Linked DNA regions of Mus musculus: all the other regions are linked to region 1. The links are chromatin loops, found by intact Hi-C in ENCODE. Cell type or tissue: heart. All regions are shown on one strand. Links, peaks and the distances in the headings refer to the core of each region. The heading gives the core; the rest is flanking DNA.

Region 1 (8,011 bases), core at 1,584-6,583:
ATCTCATACAAGTTGAAAGGTGGGGTTGAATGATGTTCACCAGAAGCCAAAGGGGAAGGCAGAAGGACGGGCGGCAACTGATCAATAAGTCAGGTGTGGCGGTTCAGGCCTGTAATCCCTGCATGTGGAGGGCTGAGGCAAGATTAGCAGAAGTTCCAGGCCAACCTGGACTATAAAGAGATGCCCTGTCTCAAAAAGAAGATGCGAATGGTATTGACTACAATGAGGACAAAGAAGGGTTGGTCAGTGAATACTAAACAACAGGTAGACTGGCTGCTTTGGTAGCACATGTCAATCCCAGCCCTGGGGGAGGGTTGAAGGAAGAAGCAGGAAGACAGACTTGTAGGGAACTCTGAGCTTTTATAGTAAGTTACAGGCCAGTCTGAGGTATGAGACTGTTTAGAAGGGAACAAGTTATAGAAAGGAGGAGACTTTCTGGTGCGCTATTACACAGTAGGGCAACTGTAGATAACAACAATATATGGTACAGTTTTTAAAAGTGAGAAAAAGATACGATGCCTCAGTGGTTAAGAGCACTGGCTGCTCTTCCAAGGTCCTGAATTCAATTCTCAGCAACCACATGGTGGCTCACAACTGTCTATAAGGGGATTTGATGCCCTCTACTGGCAGGCAGGTGAACATGCAGCAGAACACTCGTAAGTTAAATAAATAAATAATTAGATAGATAAATAGATAAATAAATAATTTTTTTAAAAAAAGTTTAGAAAGAATATTAAATATTTTCACCATAAATAAATGATAGACATTTGAGATGGGCTTGTTTATCCTGATTTAAACATTACACAAAGTGGGTGTGGTAGCACATACCTTGGGAGGATGAGACAGGAGAACAGTAAATTCGAGGCCTGCCTGGGCTACATGGCTAAACAGTGTCTCAAAAACCACAAAACAAGGGCTAGAGAGAGGACTTCATGCTCAGGAGCACTTGTTGCTTTGACAGAGGGCCTGGATCAATTAACAGCACAACTCACAACCATCCACAGCTCCAGGTCTTAGGGATCTGAGCACCCTCTTCTGACCCCTGAGGGTGCCAGGCACAAACATGATGCATATACATACAGGCAGGCAAAACACTCATACACAACATAAATAAATCTTTAAAAAAAACACAAAAAAAATTTGGGTTAACACTATTTATAGATGTGCTTCTCGGTCTATTTCAGTACTTAGGTTCACTAGCTATCATAGAATAGAAGTGATAACTCAAAAAAATTGCACAGCCAGGCAGTGGTAGCACACACCTTTAACTCCAGCACTTGGGATGAGAGCCTCACTACATAGTGAACTCCTGGACGGCCAGGGCTATGTAGAACCATGGTTCTCAACCTTCCTAATGCTGAGACCCTTTAATACAGTTCCTCATGTTGCAGGGACCCCCAGCCATAAGATTATTTTCATTGCTACTTCATGTTGTGGTGATCCCCTTCAATCATAAAATTATTTTCCTTGTTCCTTCACAACTGTAATTTTGCTACTGATATGACTCATAATGCAAATATGTGATATGCAGGATATCTAAAAGGTCATTCAACCCTCCAAAGGATATACAGACCCTTTGTCTCATAAAAGCAAAAAGTCATAATGAAATTATTATGTGTAATTAATATATGCTAATAAAATATGAATGGGTTAATAAAAGTGCATGGCATACCACTGATATATAGACTTGTTTGTTTGTTGACACAATGTAACTAGCTCCAGCTGTTGTGAAACTTGCTTTGTAAACCAGGTTAGCCTCAAACTCACAGAGATCTGCCTACCTCTGCCTCCCGAGTACTGGGATGAAAAATGTCCTCCACCACACGTGGTTTTGTAATTTTAATGTCTCTATGTATCAATTAAAGATAAATTTGAATTTTTAAAAATGGGAAGCTGAATCAGAAGGATTTCCATGAGTCTAAGGCCAGTCTAAGTTGCAGAATGAGATGCTGCCAGAGAGAGAAACGGGGGAGGACTGAAAAATAACTATCAAGTTTGGCGCATGGGGGGGGGCATTCATTCCCCGTTGGTTGTTGATTATAGCTAGGCTGGACTAGGTGGAGGCAGAAGTGATCCGGGAATGATGGAGGCAGTAAGTTCAGGAGACCTACACAGGAGGAAAAGGCAGTGGCTGGAACAGGCGCCATGAGCTCCAGGGCTGGGATGGTTCTCTGCATGAGAGTCCCCCAGGATATGAAGTAGGCTGGCCAGCAAAGCTTGTACTTTTCCTCACCGAGAGCTCAATTTTTGTTTTGGTTTTTTGTTTGTTTGTTTGTTTGTTTTTCTCATCTTTTGAGATGGGGTTTTTCTGTCCTGAAACTTGCTCTGTAGACCTGGCTGGCCTTGAACTCCACCTGCCTCTCTGCCTCCCAAGTGCTGGAATTTTAGCACCACCAGGTTAACTGGAGCTCAATTTAAATCCTATCTCTGCTAGATAGCATGGCGGTTAGAACTCACAGACTTGATTGTTACAGCTTGGCTTGGCTTGCTTTAGGGACAGAGGAGGATCATGTACTTCAGGCTGACGTCAAGTTCACTATTGAAGCCCAGTCTTGTGCTGAACTTCTTCCTTATCCCCCCCTTCTTCCTTCCCTCTCTTCCTTTTCTTTCTCTTTCTCCTTTTTTTTTTTTTTTTTTTTTTTGTCTGCTGGAGATAGAGCCCAGGATCTTGAGCACATGTCCTATCTCTAAGTATACCCCCATCTGTGTCTCGGCTCTCATTTAACCACATCCTTGCCCCATGGCTTTTTGTTCTGTCAAATGGGTACACTAGGAGTACCTATGGTATAGGATCATTGTAGGAAGTAAGATATGCCACACAAAGTGCTTACAGCAATAAGTGCCTGGTGTACATTAAGTGCTTGCTGGCTATTGGATGCTGTTGTTGAAAAAAAATGTGGCCTTGGGTATGGCATGAAGGAGAAATTTCTGGTTTCTTTGAAAGCTCAGTTATGTCACGTGATGTTTTCCTGGACGCTGTCCTATGAGAGGATGTTTTGTCAAAGCAGCCACTTGAGAGGGCATATGATGCTTTGCTGGAGCAGACCCTTGAGCGGGTGTGTGATGTTTAGAAAGAATATAAATATAAGCCCCGCAGACAGTGAGAGGACACTCTTGCATTGCTATGCCATGCAACCCTTGGCTGGTCTTTGATATCCGTGCAATACTTTGCTGGTCTTTGCTGGTCTTCACTTTGTAGACAAAAACACACCAAAGAACCTTTCCTGGTATTCCAGCTGATTCTTGCTGCTTCCACTGACCAGTGCAGATTCATCAGATCCTAGTGCTCTCTGCTGGATCGTGTCACCACTGCTGATTCATGTTTGGTGTTTGCTATTAGAGTGGACTGCTGATGCCCTGACAACAAAGATTGGAATTGCCCCCAAAGAACTACTTCTAAACAGGTCCATAATCCCCTTGTCCTATTAACCATCTTTCTCTGTTACCTTTGGTTAGTGGACTAAAATGGAGGTCAAAGTGTTTAAGAACCCTTATTAAAGTAGGTTTTAACAAATCTGAGCCTACAATGCCATCTACATTCTCACCTCTCATTTCACCTCTCATTTAACCTTTAGTCATTCTTTGCTTGATCATGTTTATGACTCAAGGTCTCTGGGACTTAACAAGTATTCAGTACCAGATCATTATTATCATAATAATATTTGGTTATGAATATGAGAATTTACCCATTATTTTATCTTTATTACATTTTGATTGATTGATTTATTGATTGTGTGTGTGTGGATGGGTGTGTGGGTGTGTGTGTCTGTGTGTGTCTGTGTCTATGCCATGGTGCAAAGGTAAAGAACATAGAACGGCATGCAGATGTCATTTTCTTTTTCCACCATGAGCATCATAGGAATTGAACTCACATCGTCAGGCTTGGTGGCAAGTGCCCTTAACTACTGACATCTTGACAGCCTCACCTATTATTTTAATCATTCAGATTCACTGTCAAGACAGCTATACAAAGCTATACTTGTTTACTAGGGAAGCAAGTATCCCTGTCCTAGTTTATGGATGAAAGAATTAGGGGTCAAATAGGTCATAACTGAACCAAGAACATATAGTTAATAGTTGAGCTGAGGTTTAAACTATACTCCTGTTTCCATACGTTGACCTTGGGGTGGGTGTTAGCCAATTATTTAAAGATCTGCTGGTTGATCCCCATTTGCTGCAATGGTTAAGATGCCCTCTTTACTAGCTTTCAACGCAAGGCCTCTTAGCTTTCCTGAGTAGGGAGTTTTGCTGCCCCCTTGTGGCCAAACCATGCACCTGCCTCTGGGTTCCCATTCGTTAAAGAACAAAATAACATCTTTGTTGTTATCTTCAGAAAAAGTGTTCCCTAAATTCCATTTTTTGGGGCCACATGGATATATTATGTGTGGTGTTAGGTGGTAGGGGTGACATCTGTGAGTACAAACAAAGCTGGTGATGGGAATGGATGGGCACCAGGTATGTTATTTTCTGCAGGGTCCTCCTGACCAGGTAGCATTTGACCAGGACAGAACAAAGTGAGGAAGTGAATCTCACAAAAGAGTGGAGAATATCATGGAAGGGAAAGTGCAGGTACAAAGGCCCTGAGACAGTTCCTGCTTCGGCTTCCTGAGTGTTGGGCTCATAGTCGTGTGCATGCCTAGCTGGGTCGTGGTTTTTAAAGAGGGGAAATAGGGTTATGGCTCTTGGTCAGTGATAGTGCACTTGCCTAGCACAAGGGAGAGCTTGGCTGCGATTCCCACTAGAGAGAGGAAGGGGAGAACAGCAGTGTTCTGTGGGTAGGAGGGGAGGCAGAAACCAGAAAAGAAGGGACATTCCTTTGAGTGAACTTGAACACTTCAGCGAATTAATAGTGACTGTTATCTGTTCCCGAAAAATTAAATCTGCAATTTGGAACTTAGCTGAAATGCTGCCACCCTGTACCAGCTGCTGTCCACCTAACCAAACGGATGTTCTCAGGTAGCTTCTGAAGCAAGAGAGGGGTCATCTTCATTGTCTAGTTTTCAGACAGGAAAATGGATGCTCCCACAGTTGATGAATGGCGACCCTGGACTCCAAATTCAAGGTCCCGCCCCACTGCACCACAGCCACCCATTCCAGCCATATTTTAACACCCAAGGAGAGGAGGAAATCGGGGTCTCCCCTGGGGAGCAGGGGCTGTGCTTCAGCACTAGTGGTCAAGGCAAGTCCTTGGCAGCTCCCTTCCATAGTGACTGCAGAGCTGGCCAGCTGGCAGCCAGCTATGCTCTTGGAGAAACCCCACTTGGAGCCAAGTATTCCATGAGGGATTCCACGGGACACTGGGGTGGACAAGCTGCCGGCTGATGCCCCAGAGAACAGAGGTTGTTATCCCCGCACCATTCTCTGAGCCAAACTGCTGCCATCTTCAGAAGACCAGCTATATGTGTTTGCAAAAGAACATCACAGCCGGACTTGAGGTCATGGGCCCCTCACTTGAGTGTCCAACCAGCTGTATGCATGTGGCCTTGGGGGCGGGGGAGTCTCAGGGAGGTGCTAAAGGATATAGGCTGAATTGGACTAGGAGCAGGAAGCTCTCTGTAAGCAGCCATGGGGGGAGTCATCATCCCTGCTGGGTGCAGACCTTCCAGCGAGGCTGTTTTAGGCTCACCCTCATGCTCTTGTCCATAACCCCTCACCCACGTTCTATGAGTGAGCCAAATAGACCCATTGGTTCCTAAAGAGAAATTTTGTGGAATGGAACTTTAGTTTGCCGTTGGAATCTTAGAAGGAAGGAGAAAAGAGGTAGAGCTTGCCTAGCTGTTTCTCCTACTGGGAGAAAATTCTAAAGACAGTGGTGCCGGGAGAGACAGCATCCACTGGCAAGGGCTGCCCTGAAAAGAATTAGGACTGTCTGTCCAGGTGCTGGCAGAGTAGACAAACGCAGAGGGTGGAGCATGGCCAAGCACAGCAGCTGTCTGCTTGAACCTCTGTCAGGGTGGCAGCTAAAGCTTCTGATGGAGACTAGTGGGGCTGAGTGGCAGGAATGGGTAGGAGGGCAAGCTAAGATCTAAAGAAACTACAATACTATGACCGTGAGCTGATTGGAGACATGTCATTTAAAAACACTTGGGGTGAGTAGGAAAGAATTGGGGGATGGGATTAGGAAGATAGGTTTGATCAAAACACATGTTGTGATGGTGTGTATATGCTCAGCCCTGGGAGTGGCACTATTAGAAGGTGTGGCCCTGTGGAGTAGGTGTGTCACTGTAGGCATGTGCTTTAAGATCTCATCCTAGCTGCCTGGAAGTCAGTATTCTGCTAGCAGCCCTCAGAAGAAGATGGAGAACTTTCAGCTCTGCCTGCACCATGCCTGCCTGGATGATGCCATGCTGGTGCCATGCCTTGATGATAATGGACTGAACCTCTGGCCCTATAAGCCAGCTCCAATTAAATGTTGTCCTTTATAAGACTTGCCTTGGTCATGGTGTCTGTTCACAGCAGTAAAACCCGAACTGAGACAGAAGTGGGTGTATAAAATTCTAAAACCATGAAAGAACAACTTTGGGGCTGGGGAGATGGCTCAGTGGTTAAGAACATGGGCTTGCTCTTCTAGATCTGAGATCAGTTCCCAGAACCCATAACAGATGGCTCACAACTTCCTGTAGTTCCAGATCTAGGGGGTTTTGATACCCTCTTCTGGCTTCCATGGGCATCCACACACATGTGGTGTAGTCTTACAGATGCACACATGCACATAAATAATTTTTTTAAAAATCAGATAACTATTTTAAAAAAAAATAAGGTCTTTGTGTAGGTCAAAGACAGAAATAGTGGGTGCACAATTTATTTGCAGAATTTACAGAAACACAGTGTAGAATCTTCTACCCTAAGGGTTACAGGAGCCCTTAGAAGTGACCCTCTGTGATGGTTCATATTATCAACTTGACAGAGTCTAGAATCACCTAGGAGCCAAGCCTCTCTGGGCATGTTATAATGGAGGATCTAGATTAGGTTAGCTGAGATGGGGACACACACCCTCATTTTGTTCAACAACTCTTGGCCCCTGGACTGAATAAAAAGAGAAAGGGACCGAACACCGCCAGCACTCTTCTTTCAGATTCCTGACTGTGGGCACAATGTGACCAGCTGCCACAAGCTCCTGTTGTCTTGCCTTTCCTGTCATGGAGGCCTGTACCATCAAACTGTGAGACAACTTAGCCGTTTTTTGAGCTGCTTCTGTCACATGTTTGTCATAGCAACAAAACAAATCCTTCATACGTGTTCCAACAATCTTCTGTGTACAGGAATTCCTCCCTGAAGCTTCCAAGAAAATTCTAGTCCAGCAGCTACTTGAATATCTCCAGGGAGATGAACCTACCGTTTCCATAGCAGCCACTTGCTTCAGAAAACTTATGCTATAGGTTGGACATAAAATAGCCCTGGGGACTGAAGAGATGGCTCAGCAGCTAAGTACATTTGCTGCTCTTTCAGAGGACCAGCATTTGGTTCCTAACACCCACATCAGGAGACTCAACCTCCTGTAGCTCTAACACTATCAGATCCAAGGTCTTCCTCTGGCCTTCACAGGAATACACAAGTAAAGAAAAACAAAATAAAATACGGGTTAGGGAGCTGGCTTGGTGACTGAGTGTTTGCTACTCTTGCAGAGGGCTATCATTTAATCCCTAGCTCCTATATTAGGTAGTTCCAGGGGATCTAACACCCTCTTCTGTCTTCTGTGGGAACCCCCACACACGTGTATACATACTTATACACAAAACAGAATAACTGGCCCATGGAAAGATGACCAGGGTGGATAGGTGGGGACAGAGTGGGAGGACTGTAGTGACCATGGGCCAAGTATGACCTTAAACTTCAGAATTTCCTGACTTTACCTCCAAAATTCTGGGCTCATAAGCAAGAGCCACCATGCCTGACTTTACCATGAATGTTTTGTCTCACTTTAGGCACAAATCCATGAGGCCAAGAGACCATAAACTGAATCCTCTGTGAGGCAGACAAGCATAGGGAATAGCTTAGCAGCCAAGGACTC
Region 2 (8,011 bases), core at 1,280-6,279, 47 kb before region 1:
AAAGCTGCAATCCTGCTTGTCCTGTGTGTGTTTTCCAAGTTCAACAGAGCCCAGTTGAGCCTGGAATCTTGAGCAGCTTCAAAGTAAATATTATCGTTCTGAGCCTTTGTGCTCCTCGTGGCCATTAGTGCTGCCAGCACATTCGGATGGGCAAGTCTCTTTTAGGGCTCTTTCCCAGCACTACAAAGCCCTGGGCCTCAGAACATTGGTACTGCTAGCTCAGGTTGGTTTTTTGTTTTTTGTTTTTTTTGTTTGTTTGTTTTTTTTTGAGGCCTGCTACATGAATGTTTACAGCTATGGGATCCTCAAGTTTCCAAAGCTAAGGGATTGGGATATGATTTTTTTGATGGGGTAGAGAAGTGGGGAATCTCACCTTACTAGGTAATTACTGTCAACCCTAGAGATTATATCAGACTGAAGTCATAATATGCTTATGTCTATGTGCTTAGCTGAAAATCATAATAATCATGGAGAGCAATTATTGGTACAGTCAATTTATTGCACTATAAATTAGGCTCTGAATTCATAAACATTCTCTTTCCCTCCTTTCAGTCTCACCAAACACAAATGCACACAGGCATAATAAATGTATAATACTTATTCTGCTAGGTATGGGCATAACAGCAGTAGGGCAACATTAAATAAACAACAATGCGCAAACAAACTATCCTAGCTGACTGTGAATAATCAAGGTTAGCAATACCATAATTTGACACTAAAAATACTTTGGGTGAACAATTTCTGTGACCAAACAGAACCATTTTATAGTTATCAAGGAGGCAAATTTAATGGTCACATACAGGTACAAGGCATAAGAATACAGTCACCAAAATTCCCGGGGAGCAAAGATCAGCAACTTCACTGTGGACTCTCTGCCAAGTCATTGACAGTTCCTAGCGTTATGGCTGGTTTGAGATGGCAGTCTGAGAGTTACATGTGACCTTGATGCAAGCTGAGGGTTCTCTGAACAATGGCAAGGTCATGAATACAGTAAGAGAGTGGGCTGCATGCACTATAAGCATTTTTGGATCCAGTACAGGGATTGGTTTATCTAATTGTCCTATCTGGGGACAGTATAGGAAGAGAGCCATTTCCTGAAACCTGACAAGTAGAAAAGGAAAGAAAAGATATATGACTTCTTGGGGATGAGAGTCTGCCCCAGGCTGTTGTCATCAGGTGAATGCTGAAGTGCTGTGGATGAGCAATACCCTGGTGGGAATATGAGTTGATTGTTTACCCCATCAGCTTGTCTTGGTGTTGGCTGCCTCATCTTGGGGGCCCTGGGGAATCAGACTCAGATTACAAATTTCCCTATACTTGGACATAAGGTCCCATTCTGACTCACAGGGCTTTTTACCAGGTCAGTCTTTTGCTGGAGGTTGAAAGGTTGCTCACGGGTGGGGGGGGGGCAGGGGGGCTGTCAGTTTGCTTTCATCTCAACTTCAGCACAGGTCATACGGCACTCTGGGAGGGATGCCAAGGGAAGCTGGTATGTGTGTGCACTGGGATATTTCAGTCATCAAATATTGTGTGAAATAAGTTGGCCATTAGCCAGAGATTGATCTTGTTAGTTAAACAGAAAACTTGGTAGTGCCAATATTAGACGTGATGACATTTGTTCTTGAGGCTGGTTGCCCTGCCTTGCATTTATTTTGTATGCCCATCCCAATTAGCACTGAAATGTGACTGTGAGTGTGACTGTCAGCATCCAAAGACTTGGCAACCTCTAGGCAGACTCTAAGGCCTCTGATGTGTAATTCCATGAAGCGCATATTTTTATCTCATAGCTTCTGAAGCTGATACATGGCAATGAGTCACTTTTGCTAGTGAGCGAGCCTAGCTGACTGCCTGCCATCCACATTTAGAAGTGACCTTATTGCTCTGTTTGTCCTTACAAGTACAGTGAATTCCCTACAGAAGAGGACCTGGTAAAGAGTACTGGAAATGGAGAAGAAGAAAAAAATCAGAGGAAAATGAATGACTTCAAAAAAAATTCAAAGATTAGTATTTAGTTAGCTAGTTAATTAGTTAGTTGAGACAAGGTCTCATCATGCAACCCAGATTACACTCAAATTTACAATCCTCCTGTCTCAGCCTTCTAAGTGCTGGGATTACAGACCTATACCACTAGATTTTTTTTTCAATACATTAAACCACCAAAGTACCTAAGTCAGTGGTAGCTTGAATCTATGATGTGAATGAGTTCTCCATATGCTTTATACAAAAATAAGAACAGGAAATTATCAACAGTGTGTAAGTGTTCTAGCCAGTGTGAAAATTGGCTTTATTATGGCATTTATGTAACCATTAAGGTTTGGAAGCGGGTCACTAAAAATACACAGGTATATGTTCTTGCACTGTGGGGTGAAAATTATAAGTTAGCACTGTGTTTGTAAATTTGGGACTTTTAAGGTTTCAAAACATGTTCTTAAAGAATGACAAGGTACCATTGTCCACGTTTGTTTGATGGTACTCAATGGTTTCTAAAGTGCTTTCATGGTCTCAAGGGACATCGCTGGCAGTGGTTGGAGACAAAGAGAAGGACAACAGGTCAGTCAGACCTGCATCTCCAGTGTATGTTGGCTCTGCCATTTTTCCATGTTGCCTCAAGTCAATCCCTTTGTCCTTCTCAGCTGTCTTCTCCATGAGCCTAAGACTATTACTTCTGAGCTTCACTTTGCAGACTGGGGGCCAAAACCACTTCTGTGAGAAAGTGTTGAGAGGCATAGTAGGGGCTTCCTTCAGACTTAACTTATTCATTCACTTCGGAAATATTATTGAACTCTTCTTGTGCTACGATTAGCACACCAAGTGGGCTCAAATCACTATGTCTCCCCACATAGGTATCCCAGGGCCTGGGAGGCTAAGGTAAAAGGACTGAGAGTTAGAGGCTAGCCTGAGCAACTTGTTGAGTTCCATGCCGGCCTAGGCCCACACAATGAGACTCTTGTCTTAAAACAAAACAAAATAAAGCCTAGGAACAGATACAGTCTAGGGAATAAATGATCTCTGCATGCAACTCTGTGATGCCTACACTTAAGCTCCAACTGTACCAAGCAAGCTTAGACAAACTAGAGACACACAACTTCTAATTCTGTCCTGGTTCTTATCTTCTGCGCTCAAAAAGAAGCTGACAGCAGTAACTGAGCCAGCCAGCCCCCTTTAACAAAATTTTCCATTGAGTCTCACAAAGCTCTGTTTTTCCCCAAGGTACAGCCCCAGATTCTGGTCTGGGAAGAGGGGGGAAAGACGTAATTGCCGCTGGATGCTTACAAAAATAAACAAAGGGATAAGAGAAGAGGGATTGGGGGTGCAAGCATGTAACTAGATGGGGATGACACATTATTTAACCTAATTACCTGCAAAGCCACATCTAGCCATTAAGGATCTATATCCTGTAATAGAATTTCCTGCCTTGGAAATACTCACCCACGCACAGGATGTTGAAGCAGAAGCCCTGGCTGACTGACTTATTCACCAGCTGGTCAGGCAAGCTGTCGAACCCCACATGTCCAGCCAGGGGGACAGTTCGACAATCTTCGCCCTAATTTGGAGAGGGAGGGAGGGAGGGAAGGGAGAAAATGAAAACGTGCTTAAAAGCCATTTGGACTTCTATCCTGTGCCAGAAAGTAACAGCCACAAAGGACTAATGTGTCATCTCTTTCCTCAGCCACCCCTCCCCAACCTGCAACACATATACCTAAAGAGCAAAATGGTCCATCAGCTTGGAAATTATGGATGCTTGGGTACAGCACTCAATACGTTCAGTAATAAATACCACTTGTTGTCCTAGACAGAATCAACTATGTGGGCAGTTGATCCCCCTCATCCAAACTTGGATGAGATCTCAATTCAATCACTCAGAGGCTGGGGAGCTTCTCTGAGACTCAGTTCCCTTCCACATCTGTCACAGGAGACAACAGGATGTATTTCAGAGGTGATAGGGGGACAGCAATGTTTATAAATATCTATGGTAATGCTATATATTTAATTAATGTGTGAACATATATTCAATGAACATTCTAAAGTCCTTAGAAGGCAGTGAACCTTCTCTCTAGGACACTTTGGAGACCTACAAATGTGGCGCAGCAGAGAGGTTGAGCTTACAGGCTTGGGCAGGCAAGAGGGCTCAGAGGGTACAAGTGCCTGCTGCCAAGCCTGATGACTTTAGTTCAAAACCTGGGATTCGCACGGTAGGAGAATCAACTCCCACAAGTTGTCCTCTGATCTCCACACTCATGAGACACCAGTTCCCCCCACCCCCACTAAACAGACAGACGGACAGACAGACAGACAGACAGACAAATAACTCAATGTAAAAATGGTTTGAAAGTGCAGAATTTTTGAATCAGGCAGATCTGAGTCAGAGGCCAACTTTTGCAGCTCAAGCTTTAACAAGTTAAGTTCTCAGTGTCCCATTACAAAACCACGAGTAAGTAGTGAATGTGCAGACTCCACAGGACAATACTCCTCACACACAGAGCATATTGCCTGGCATGTGGAAAGCATTCAAACAGTAGCTGTCCTTATCACTGCACTGTGAGGTTATCTTTGGACCCTAAAAACTGGCCCACCATGCAGTAAAACACTTGTAGCTCCCTCTAGCTTGGAAGGAGCTTTCTCCAGCTTTCTACTGGTTCCCTTGACTTCACAGGGGTCAGCCAAGCCACTCCCAGCCCTGGAAAGCATAGGGCCTAAGCTTCTTATAGTTAATGGTTTTATAAAATGAGGAGAGTCTCAAACTCAGGCAGACTTCCAAGGGACCAAAAGGAAAGGATGAAATGGGCCTGCATGTACTCATAAACTATGCTTACTGCCAATGGTCACAGCCGAGGGTGGGGTGTCAGGAGAAGGGTGGAGAATGGAAGCTGGAGGCAGACGAGCTTCACAAGAATGATGGGCTATGGAAATAGGCAGAGATTCTGTGGGGTGAGGCTGCACGAAACTTTCCGTAACCACCAGGATGCCTAAAGCAACCCAAAAGGCCATGGTTTGTGCCAGGAGGGACCATACCAGCATCCCAGGCTGTGCCAGCAGGCAGCTCCTATGCTGACTGGACCTGCTGTTAGGCTAGGTGTCACACCAAAAGGGATGTGATGTGATGGTGGAGCAGCCACTCAACCTCTTCACCGTGTGTGTGTGTGTGTGTGTGTGTGTGTGTGTGTGTGTGTGTAAGGGGGGGGGGTGTCCCTGCTCCATCAGTGCCATTGGATCCTCCAAGAGCTTGTGCTGGTGACTACCATCTGGAACATTCATTCCCCTCTGACATCTTTCCATACAAACTCCCAACAGAGCACACTTGACAGACTGCCATATGCTATCACTGAGTTAGGTTGATGATGTCTTCCTTGTTCACCCAAAGACGAGGGATCCACATTACCTTATCCTATACCCACTTCACCCCCTTCCACTTCCCTTACCCTATTTCCCATCTTTTCTTTTTTGCTTAAAGCAAACAGTAAGCTGGAAGTTTACCACTGTTGGTTCTCAGCCTTTCTGCAAAGCACCGAAGAGACTTCAGAGCCAATATGCTCTCTCCAGGGAGCCTCCTACGTAGCAGGCCTCAAAATTGGGACAGATTCAGAGTTGAGGTTTCCTGAGCCATATTTTATCATCTCCTCCTGCCTCCAAATTCAGCGCTATGAAAGTTTAAGTGCTCCGAAGTCCAAGGAATTCTCAAACTAAAGATAGCAGGTAGTAGGAAGAGCGCCTTACCTTAAAAACTCACGCCACTGTGAAAGACTTACCAAATATAGGGCCTAGGATGCAGTTCTGTTGGGAGAATGCTTGTCTAACATGCATAAAGCCCTAGGTTCAATCCCCAACACCACATAACTGGGGCATGGTAATTACATGCTACTAAGCTCTATGGCTAAGCTATGCTCCCAATCTCGGCTCTCCCCTTTTGAGTCTCAAGTCAGGTTAGTTGACTTTAACCAGCATTTTTTCTCAAAATGTGTACATGTCTGTCACCTTGTCACTTCAACACCACTGGAGACATATCCTGCCCCTACTCTCTTGTTCTTTCATCCAGTCAAGTATTGTGTAGGTAGAAAGAGCTTTTCAATTCCTGCATGTGGGGTTCAGAAGGTTAACCTCTGTGGTTAAGAGGACTTAACTGTTCTTACAGAGGTTAAGTTCTTAGCACTCAACATGGTGGCTCACAACTATTCCTAATTCCAGTTCTAGGGAACTGTCACCTTCTTCCGGCCTCGGAGGGCACCAGGCATGCACATTGTATGTATCCATCCATACATGCAGGCAAAACACCCACCATATAAAACAAATCTAAAAATAAATATTTTTTAACTATTACATGGTTCATGGTACTCCCTACTCAAAACACCCCAAACTCCTCAAGCCCATTGTTGTGAAATAAAGTCTTTACTCTTCCTTTTGCTCTTTGGGGCTCTTTAAACTGCTGTGGGTGATAACAATAGGCATGTGATAGGTGATTGGTAAATCTTCATTTTGAGGAAGCGTCTTATGTAGCTCACTTGTCTCAGACTTAAGATATTGCAAAGAATGCTCTTACACTATCAGTCGTTCTGCCTCTACCTCACAGTACCCAGATGAGGCCTGTGCTATCACACCCAGCAGAAAGTATTAGACACCAGAAATTATATTTTCATTCCCCCAAGATGATTAACATGTCTATATATTTCCTGCCAGTCAGCACACCTTTCTTTAACAAAATAGGGATACTATAATCTGCTCCTTTCCACACTCTGACTTAATACCCTGACACTTAGTACAGATGTTTTCCTGAGTACTTAAGTATACTTCTAAATCATTTCCTTAGAACATTGTCTCTTAAAAGGCCTATATTATTTTTGAAGGTGTGCACTCGTATCATCTGAGTATAGGTATGTGCACATGAGTGCAGGTGCCTGTAAAGACAAGAGAAGGCATTGAGTCCCTTGGACCTGAAGCTACAGCAGTTGTGAGCCACCTGATATGGGTATTGAGAATCAACTGAAGATCCCCAGGAAGAGTGGTATGAGCTTTTAGCCACTGAGCCATCTCTCTAGACCCCAAATCGTTATGTTTATTGGCCATACAACAAACCCATGCAGGAATCTGCCACCTCTTCCTAACTGCTGAATATTTAGTATCTCCAAGTTTTCTACATAAACATAACAAACAAATAGTCTTCTTGCAGGGTTGCAAATGTTTCTATTTCCTAAAATTGAAGACTATTGGACCAAAGTGTTCACATATTCTTTTATATACATGCATTTATGTACATATGTATGTATGTATGTATATGTGTGTGTATGTGTATTGTGTATATTTATGGTGGCATGCATGCCACAGTGCATATGTAGACATCATAAAACAATCTACAAGAGTTCATTCTTTCCTTCTATGTGGACCTTGGGGGCCAAACTCAAGTTGTCAAGTCCGACAACAAAACAGGTGTCTTTACCCATTGAGCAATCTTGCCAGATCAAAAGGTTTACAGATTTTATACACAGATTCATCACTTAACATGGCCTAGAGGGCCATACCAATGTGTGTTTCCATCACTATTATGCGTGTGTGTCTGTGTATCCATGAAGTTTCATGGACTTGTATCTACTGTGAACTGACTCATTGGGAAATGGTATCACATTCTTTAATTTGAATTTTATTAGTGATAGTAAACATTAAAAATGTCAACTGTGTATGGGTATTGTGTATGTAAATTATCTAGTCATGATTTTGCTCACTTAAAAATATATATGTTTGCCTTTTCTCTTTGCTTTGTAAGAGTCTTACATGCATCGGGGAAAATAAGAATTGATTTCAAGATGCGATAGCTAAGAGAAGAAAGTCAATAAGTAGTTAGCAATGTGAGGTTTTAGGTGCAGAGAGCATTTAAAGCTGAGAAACAAATTTGGGGAGTGAGAGATATAAAATTGGATGTGCTCACTGGGAGGTAGTAAGAGTGAGGGAGATAAAGAATGAACATAGGAAACACCCATGAATAATGGGGAGATGAAGGGGGTTTTACCAAGAGGGAGAAATA
Region 3 (8,011 bases), core at 1,280-6,279, 110 kb before region 1:
AAATGTGTGTGTGTGTGTGTGTGTGTGTGTGTGTGTGTGTGAAAGATGGTTACGGGTGGGGGACAAATAAGAACAAAGTAGAGGGGCTGGAGAGATGGCTCGGTGGTTAAAAGCACTGACTGCTCTTCCAGAGGTCCTGATTTCAATCCCCAGCATCCACATGGTGGCTCACAGCCATCTATAATGGGATATGATGCCCTCTTCTGGTGTGTCTGAGAACAGGTGCAGTGTACTCACATACATAAAATAAATAAATAAATCTTTTTTAAAAAAAGAAGTTTTACATATATGTATGCATGTATATGTATATATATATATATGTATATATATGATAACAAAGTGTAATGACTTGGATTCATGAAAATGTCGTAATGAAGCCCATTACTCCGTATGCTAAGTTTGAAAGTTAATAAAATAATTAAATCCCAAATTAACTGTCCCTGACATTTATTATATAAAGTCATAAATCCTCAGTGATGCTAGGTAGATAAAGGAGATGGAAGAAAAGCCTTGTGCTTCTTGTGCAGTCACTGTGCACTTCCTAGCAGCAGTGAACGGAGAGCTGAAATTGAAAGTTGTTTTGTCAGATCCATTCAGGCAAAAGCTATCAGCAGATGCTAAATCTGGGAGGGTTTTGACAAGGAGCAAGGTGTATTTGGGGACTTCTAGTTTCTCCACATAGGGTTTTAGTAGCAAGTTTGTTGATGGAAGAGGAAATGAACAAGCCTAGCAATTATGTAGTGGAGGAATGAAGTAGCGCCTTGACCCAAAATGAAATGAATTGCTGAGTTATTGTGCGCGCACGCGCGCGCGCGTGTGTGTGTGTGTGTGTGTGTGTGTGTGTGTGTGCCATGGTGCATTTATGAGAGTCAGAAGAGCACTCTGACTTGGTTTGCTCCTTGCTACCTTGTAAGATCTGAGACTCGAACTCAGGTTGTTAGGACTATGTACAAGCAGTTCTGATGGATGAGCTATCTTGACAGCCCACATCTTGGATCCTAAATCAAAAACAAAAAGCAGGACCTTAAAAAGATCAGTGTTGGGGGTGGAAAGATGGCACAGAGGTTAAGTAACGCATACCATTCTCTGAGAGAATCAGAGTTCAATTCCAAGCACACTTAAGCCTACTCTAACTCCAGTTCCAAGGGCTCAAACACCCTCTTCTGACCTCCATGGGCACTGTATACACACACACACACACACACACACACACACACACACACACAATTTTAAAATAAAATATTAGAAAAAATATGTCATAAAAAGAAAAGAAATTCTGTTCCCAATTAAAGATTTAGAAGACAAGGCAAAATGTATGACTTTAGACTAAATCCTACATTTAAGGGAAATTATGTAAAGAAAATTATTCGGTAGATGAAAGTGGTTTAATAATGAGATGAGTCAGTTACCAAAGTTGACAATTGTGGTTTGTACTGGCTAGTTTTGTGTCAACTTGACACAGCTGGAGTTATCACAGAGAAAGGAGCTTCAGTTGGGGAAATGCCTCCATGAGATTCAACTCTAAGGCATTTTTTCAATTAGTGATCAAGACACCTTGTGGGTGGGACCATGCCTGGGCTGGTAGTCTTGGTTCTATAAGAGAGCAGGCTGAGCAAGCCAGGGGAAGCAAGCCAGTAAAGAACATCACTCGTGGCCTCTGCATCAGCTCCTGCTTCCTCACCTGCTTGAGTTCCAGTCCTGACTTCCTTGGTGATGAACAGCAATGTGGAAGTGTAAGCTGAATAAACCCTTTCCTCCCCAACTTGCTTCTTGGTCATGATGTTTGTGCAGGAATAGAAACCCTAAGACATGGTTATAGAAGAGAATGTCCTTATTACCCATAATGTAAGTTAGTATAGAACATTACACAGTGGCCAAGGCTGCCCTTGAACTCCTGATCCTTTTGTCTCCATCTCCTCAGTGTTGTATTACAGGACTGTGCCACCACATCTGGTTCTATTTTGTGCAGAGGATTGAACCCAAGGCTGTAAGTGCCTGGCAAGAATTCTACCCACTGAACTACATCCCTTCCCTATTAGGGCAAGGACATTCTAAAGCCCATGCCAAGAAGGCAAGCAGTAATGCAAAATGGAGATGGTTCTCAGTGGGAGGTATCCAAACCCAAGCACCCCATTTAGTAAATGCACAGGGTTTTAAAAACGATTTATTTTAAATCATGTATATGTGTATCTGTCCGCGTGTGGGTATGTGCTTGTGAATTCTGCAGCTTCAGAGGCCAGAAGAGGGAGAGAGAATCAACGGAGCTGGAGGTGCAGGGGCAGTTGTGAAACCCCCCCCCCCAAGCCTGTGTGCTAGAAACCCCATCCTCTGCAAGAACAGCAAGTGGGTTTAACCTACAGAGCATCTCTTCAGTTCTATCCACGGATTTTTATTTTTATTTTGTTTTGTTTTTCGAGACAGGGTTTCTCTGTGTAGCCCTGGCTGTCCTGGAACTCACTCTGTAGACCAGGCTGGCCTAGAACTCAGAAATCCGCCTGCCTCTGCCTCCCGAGTGCTGGGATTAAAGGCGTGCACCATCACCGCCCGGCCCACGGATTTTTAAAGTATTTATTTAGCGAGTTTGTGCCCACATGACGCACTTGACTTAAACTCAGAGGACATCTTGCGTGAGTCCATCTCTGCTTCTACCACGTGAGTTCCAGGGATCAAACCCAGGCCACCAGGCTTGGCGGCAGGTACTTTTTCCTGCTGAGCCAGCTTGCTGACCCTAATGGCCCCATACTTTTTGTTTGTTGTTTTCAGTTAGCTCTGTGAAGGATTTGCTGGTATTCTTTTCTCAAGAAGCCCCACCCCCAACCCGCCGGGTTTACTGAGACAGGATCTGGATGTATAACCCAGGTTGGTATTGGACTTACTGTGTTTGGTTAGAGAAGACATCCTCTTCCCGATGCTTTCTGGATGCTGAGATTATAGGAATTTGACACCTGGTTTAAGATTTTATTGCTTTTACCACTGGAAACAGAACCCCAGTGCTTTGAACTCAGCATTTGACTTTCTTTTTTTCTTTCTTTTTCTTTTCTTTTTTCTTTTCTTTCTTTTTATTTATTTATTTATTTATTTATTTTTTGGTGTGTGTGGGGGCTGGGGGCTTGAGATGAAGTGCGTGTAGGGGTGAAGTGCTGGAGCACGTGTTGGGAGGTCAGAGAGCAACTTGCAAGGAATCAGTTCTCGCGTTCCCCCATGTGGGTCCTGGGGATCGAACTCAAATAGTTGGGCTTGGCGGTAGGCGACTTACTGTATTACCAGGCCGCCTGTGGTTTTCTTAACACAACACAACTTTCCCGCTATTCCAACAGATTATGGATCCTGTGTTTTCCAACACCTTCTCAGTATCAGTGTTCACCAACGTCGTAAGTATAGTCTCACTCTGCTGCCCCCTAGTGTGTGAGCTGCGTAGAGGTTGGTCAATTTTATTTGCTCTGGTATCCAAGCAGAGGCTTCTAGGTTTCCTTTCTTCATCATTTGGTCTTCAGGCAAATGAAGCTGAGGGAAGCAAGCCCCAATTCACTCACAAGCAGATTTCTGAAAACTGACCACTCTCCCTTTTACCTATTGCAATGCCCGGGAGGATTGGAGGCATCCCTGAGTGACCCAAGGCTTGGTATCTACAGAATGCCTTTCAACTAGTGAAATTGGGAAAATGTTCACAGCACAGGAGTAAATAAGAGCTGTTTTTGTTTTTGTTCTGTGGAATGCCATTTTCTGTCTTTACCCTCCTTCTACTGTCGAACACTAGTTCAACCAGTGCTAGTTAAAGGGAAAGCTGAGGACTTCCTGCTAATACCACCCAGTCCCATGGGAATGTCAGGGACAGGAGGAAGAAAGGCACGGGGAAGGGACATGCCAGTCCACTGAGGAAGACTTAGTAGGCTCCTGGCAGCTCTCTGAGCCTCCCAATTTATCCACTTGGGAGGTGGCCACCCATTCCTAAAGCAAATTGCCGTGACCCATGCCACCAACTGATGGGAGCAGATCATGGAGCCACTGAGCATTTCTTTGAATTTTATTGAAAATTGACATGGACATTAGAAAGATAATGAGCTAAACAGTGCTGGTTCCGGGATGTATCTTCTGGAGAATGGAAGCCCCGGAGGAGCAGTGACTGATCACACCTTTGAGCAAAAAGAACCACAGAGAAGAAAGGAAAAACAAACGGAGATTCTGGAAAACATGCAAAGAGGCTCTCTCAAGAGACGAGACAGCAGAATGTTGGTGTCTGTGGTGTGGACAGATAGGAATGAGCACATTCACATGGTATTCAGAGAGTAAGGAAAGCCAATGATTTCAAGGCAGATGTACCGCCATCAAAGCTCTCCTTCAAGATACCAAGTTGAATAGAAACCTCTTGCGAAACCTGCAAAGCCCCTTGGAAGTTTGTGTGGAGAAACTTTGTTCTCAACTAAGCTTAAGTTCCCCCCGCCCTCATGTCTTTCTCCAGCTGAATGGTAATTGTTCCATTTCTCCCCACCTTGCTGGGGTCTGCAGAAAGTCTGTGAATGCTGAAGGTGCAAATGCCACTCAACTTTCTCTTCCATATTCAAAATCAGCTTAATAGTGTCTGAAGACAGTCAACCCACTGAACCAGAGAATCGTTTTAAGAAAAACAACGTAACACTCAAAACCTGGTGAACAGCACTTCCACACCACAGCTGAGGTCTGCCACAGTCACTTAACAACACCTGGGTGAGTGGTCCTGTTGTTGTCTCTCTGAGGTTACATTTGGTCCATTTCCAGCTCTGATGATTCTTTTCCTGCCTTGTGAGTTTGGGACAAGACAATTCCATGTGAAACACCATGTAAGTCAGAAGAGAGCTTCTTGCCTGGACACAGGGACACATGTACACTTGTTGAGTGTGGTGTATATGTGCGCAGTTGCAGGGGAGGGGGATTGGTTGGTTTCTTGCTTGAGACAGTATGGAGCCCTAACTAACTCTTCTATAATGGCAGTCTTCTCCTTTAGACTTAGTACAGCTGCTGAAGACAAGGTTAAAAAAAGCTGGAGAGAGAGAGAAAGAGAGAGAAAACACGAAATTAGCCAAGGAGAAAGGACATTCAAAGTGACATGCAAGGGGGGTGGACAGTGGAAGGTAGTACAGATTAACTGCTGAGAAGACAGGAACAGGTCACGATGGGCCATCAGCACAGGAAATCTATAGAGAAGGTTTGAAGAACACCACACACACGTTTAATTGCATCTTGCTTTAATTTAAAAATAAGCACATATTAACAGCCAAACGTGAATGCCAAATGATTTTTAAAAAATCCAAACCAGGTGGAGAAAGCAGACTTCTTGGCTTAAGAGAAATGGGGTGTGTGTGTGTGTTTCAGGAAGCCATTCCATTCCAGTCTGGAAAAGCACAGACCATTTCTCTAATGAGTGTTTTTTGTTTTGCCAGAAGTAAACAGGGAACTTAGAGTAATTTTTTAAAAAAATAGTAACAATTGTACTAATTAAAGACTTTCAAGTGAAGACAGACAAAAGTTTGTCTCATTTACAGTGAGAACTTCTCAATGAAATTTAGCATCATCTTTTAATAGGTACCATTGCTTTTTATATCTACCTGAGTTCCCTGATTACACAGTGCACCAGTGAAATGTACACTGGCCTGGTCCTGGTTCAGACTTACAGGATCTGATTTTCTGTTTTGACTTACAGACTTACAGCTAACTGATCATCCAGCATCATGGCAGCTGGCCTGGAGCTTTCTCTTCACCTGTGCCTACCCACCCTATCCTATTTTTCTACATAAAAACCCTCAAGAGTCATCTAACACTGGTTTCTCTGAACATAAAAAAAAAAGAAAAAAATCTTGTCTCCAGAAAAAACCATAAATACTTGGGTTGCTTGGTGAAAAGGATTAGGAACCCAGAGACAGGAAATTGGAAATTTTGCTTGCCAAGGAATAGCGCTGGGACCTTGGATGAGTCCCTTCGTTTCTCTACGTGTCACTATCCTCCTATAGCATGGGGTGGGGTATATCAGCCATGCTGATCAAAAAGCTCCTCACTTTATATACAGTTTTTGCTTGCTTTTAGAGGGTTGTGTAGCTCAAATACTTGTGAAGTATTCTGAAATCCTCCAGGCTCAAGTAGGGAGTGTATATACAGATGCAAATGAAAGGCCTCGTTTAAAAATACAAGTACTTTTTAAGGAAGGTGGTACTTTCAGGCTGGCAGGCAGTCTGGGAAGGTGGATTAACCCCCCTAAGGCAGCTGGGTGTGGTGGTGTTTGCCTTTAATGCCAGTGCAAAATACCAGCAGGCAAATCTCTGTGAATTTCAGGCCAGCCTGGTCTGTTTTGTGATTTCAAGGCTAGCCAGGGCTACATAGTAAGAACTTGTTTTTTTAAAAACAAACAGAACTCCATGGGTACAAATAAGGGGCCTTTCTCTAGGAGACCCAGACAGCCTTCACTCAGTAGCCTGGCTCTCCTGATTACTGAGTGTATCTGAGATACTTGGAGATTTTGCTTTAGGGCTTTCTGTTCCCGAGGTGGCTGGCTTCATTTTGTTTCGCCTCTAGGCATAGGGTTTCCTGCAATTCTCCACTTCCAGTTGGTTTTTCTGAAGGACTAGCTCAGGCTTTCACTTTGTCACCTGGTCCTTGCCTCTGGCCATTGGCCAGTACAGATCAAAACCGCCTTCTCTCTTTGCCAACAAGAAAAGAGAAAGTGCGCACATTGTCTTGCTTGCTTTAACAAGTTCTGCTTTGGGCTTAGTCTTAGGTTCAAGTTATTAACTATGATTGTAGACAATGGCCCCTGCCCTTTTGTAACAGTTCAGAAGGCCTGCAAATTTATTTATTGCATTTTTTTAGAGGTAGTGATCATACAGCCACCTTTATAACAAGATAAAAGAAGTCAGGGTCCATGCCAGTGGGACTGGGAGGCAGAAGCAAGTTGCAGAACTCAAAAACAAAAACAAAAACAAAATGCTTGAAGTACCAGAGCAGGGGTGGAGGGCCCAGCTGTCTGGCACCATATTTTTTAAAAAAAGTTGTCAGTTAAAATAAGAACCTTCGCTTAAAAGGCTAAGTGGAGTCCAGTCCAGCTGTAGCGGGCCATACTATTCAATACACAGCCATGGGTTACTGCAAAGGAAGGGCAGAGAGACGCCATATTAGCCACAGATCATTGCCAGGTCGCCTCTAGCTGTTGCTCTGTCACTAGCCAAACGCCAAAAGCCATACTCTGCCTCCTGGCCCTGACGGTGGAAGGCTCTGTACTTCAAAGGGTTTCCAAAAGCCACAATCAGGCGGGACCCATTATAAAACTTAAAACTACCATATTTTTAAAAATATCAAATCCTTAGACCAAAGTAAATGACCTTTCAAGTGACAATGCCTCTTTTCTTCCCTCTTTCAAGTGTCACTTGTGCAAATGCAGGTTCACCCTACCATTACATTCATCAGGGAGACTAGAACACTAGACAACCCCACGCCTGGATTCTTTGATCAGCTACTTGGATTATTATTATTCTTGCTATTCCACTTCATTGGGATGGCAAGAATTGACCAATGGCATGCTGAAACCCCCAAGGAGAATTTTAGAAGCCTATGAATCAAGACTCTAGGCTGGTGATAACATTCCAGTTTATTTTCCCTTCTGTATCTGTGGGGGTCCCTAGAATTAGAGAGGGGGAATATACACTATCTGTTCCAGCAATTGTGTTTTGTATAGGAAGGGCTTGGTGTGAATAAATGTGTGGCTGACTTTTAACACAGCTTGTGTAAACTGACTCCGAATAAAGGAAATCAAGAAAGGGCTTGGCTAAGATGGGAGAAGAAACAGGCATCGCTGGCAATTCTTTTAGAACCTATTATAAGGGGCTATGGCTCTTGGCATTAGAGGAGTGGGAGAACAATCCCAGTGACTAGGATGCAGGAGTATAAGGGGACAGTTCTGACCCCTGACTGGTGGATGGAAATTCTTCAAGAAAACAAGTATCGGTTGAATTCTAATGGGGAAGCTGGTACACAAAAGTGACAAACA

The links. A loop is a pair of places that touch in the nucleus more often than their neighbours do. Peaks named below come from ENCODE experiments on the same cell type or tissue, not always from the same donor. Only the 100,000 strongest peaks of a DNase experiment are listed, where the experiment ranks them.
Region 2: it touches region 1 in a loop (2.5-fold over the local background); 4 of 42 quality-filtered maps call a loop at or near these places.
Region 3: it touches region 1 in a loop (3.0-fold over the local background); 14 of 42 quality-filtered maps call a loop at or near these places.

Annotation. Positions count from the first base shown.
Region 1 is chrX:37,018,638-37,026,648 of GRCm38, forward strand. No RefSeq gene overlaps it. Among named protein-coding and RNA genes, the nearest start is that of Sowahd, 26 kb to the right of the region's middle. In heart, for the core only: a CTCF peak has its summit at 4,263 (motif pointing left); a DNase peak (open chromatin) is centred at 5,224; H3K27me3 peaks cover 598 bases.
Region 2 is chrX:36,971,634-36,979,644 of GRCm38, forward strand. It overlaps Septin6 (septin 6), which reads right to left. Exons shown (of 10, transcript NM_019942.5): 2 at 3,430-3,544. Among named protein-coding and RNA genes, the nearest start is that of Septin6, 14 kb to the right of the region's middle. In heart, for the core only: no CTCF peak of the experiment used is centred there; a DNase peak (open chromatin) is centred at 3,458.
Region 3 is chrX:36,908,238-36,916,248 of GRCm38, forward strand. It overlaps Septin6 (septin 6), which reads right to left. Exons shown (of 10, transcript NM_019942.5): 10 at 3,035-5,017. The coding sequence ends at 5,008. Gm15008 (predicted gene 15008) reads left to right here and starts at 2,597. Exons shown (of 4, transcript NR_045917.1): 1 at 2,597-2,652; 2 at 2,764-2,859; 3 at 3,318-3,371; 4 at 3,495-3,748. In heart, for the core only: a CTCF peak has its summit at 3,401 (motif pointing left); no DNase peak of the experiment used is centred there.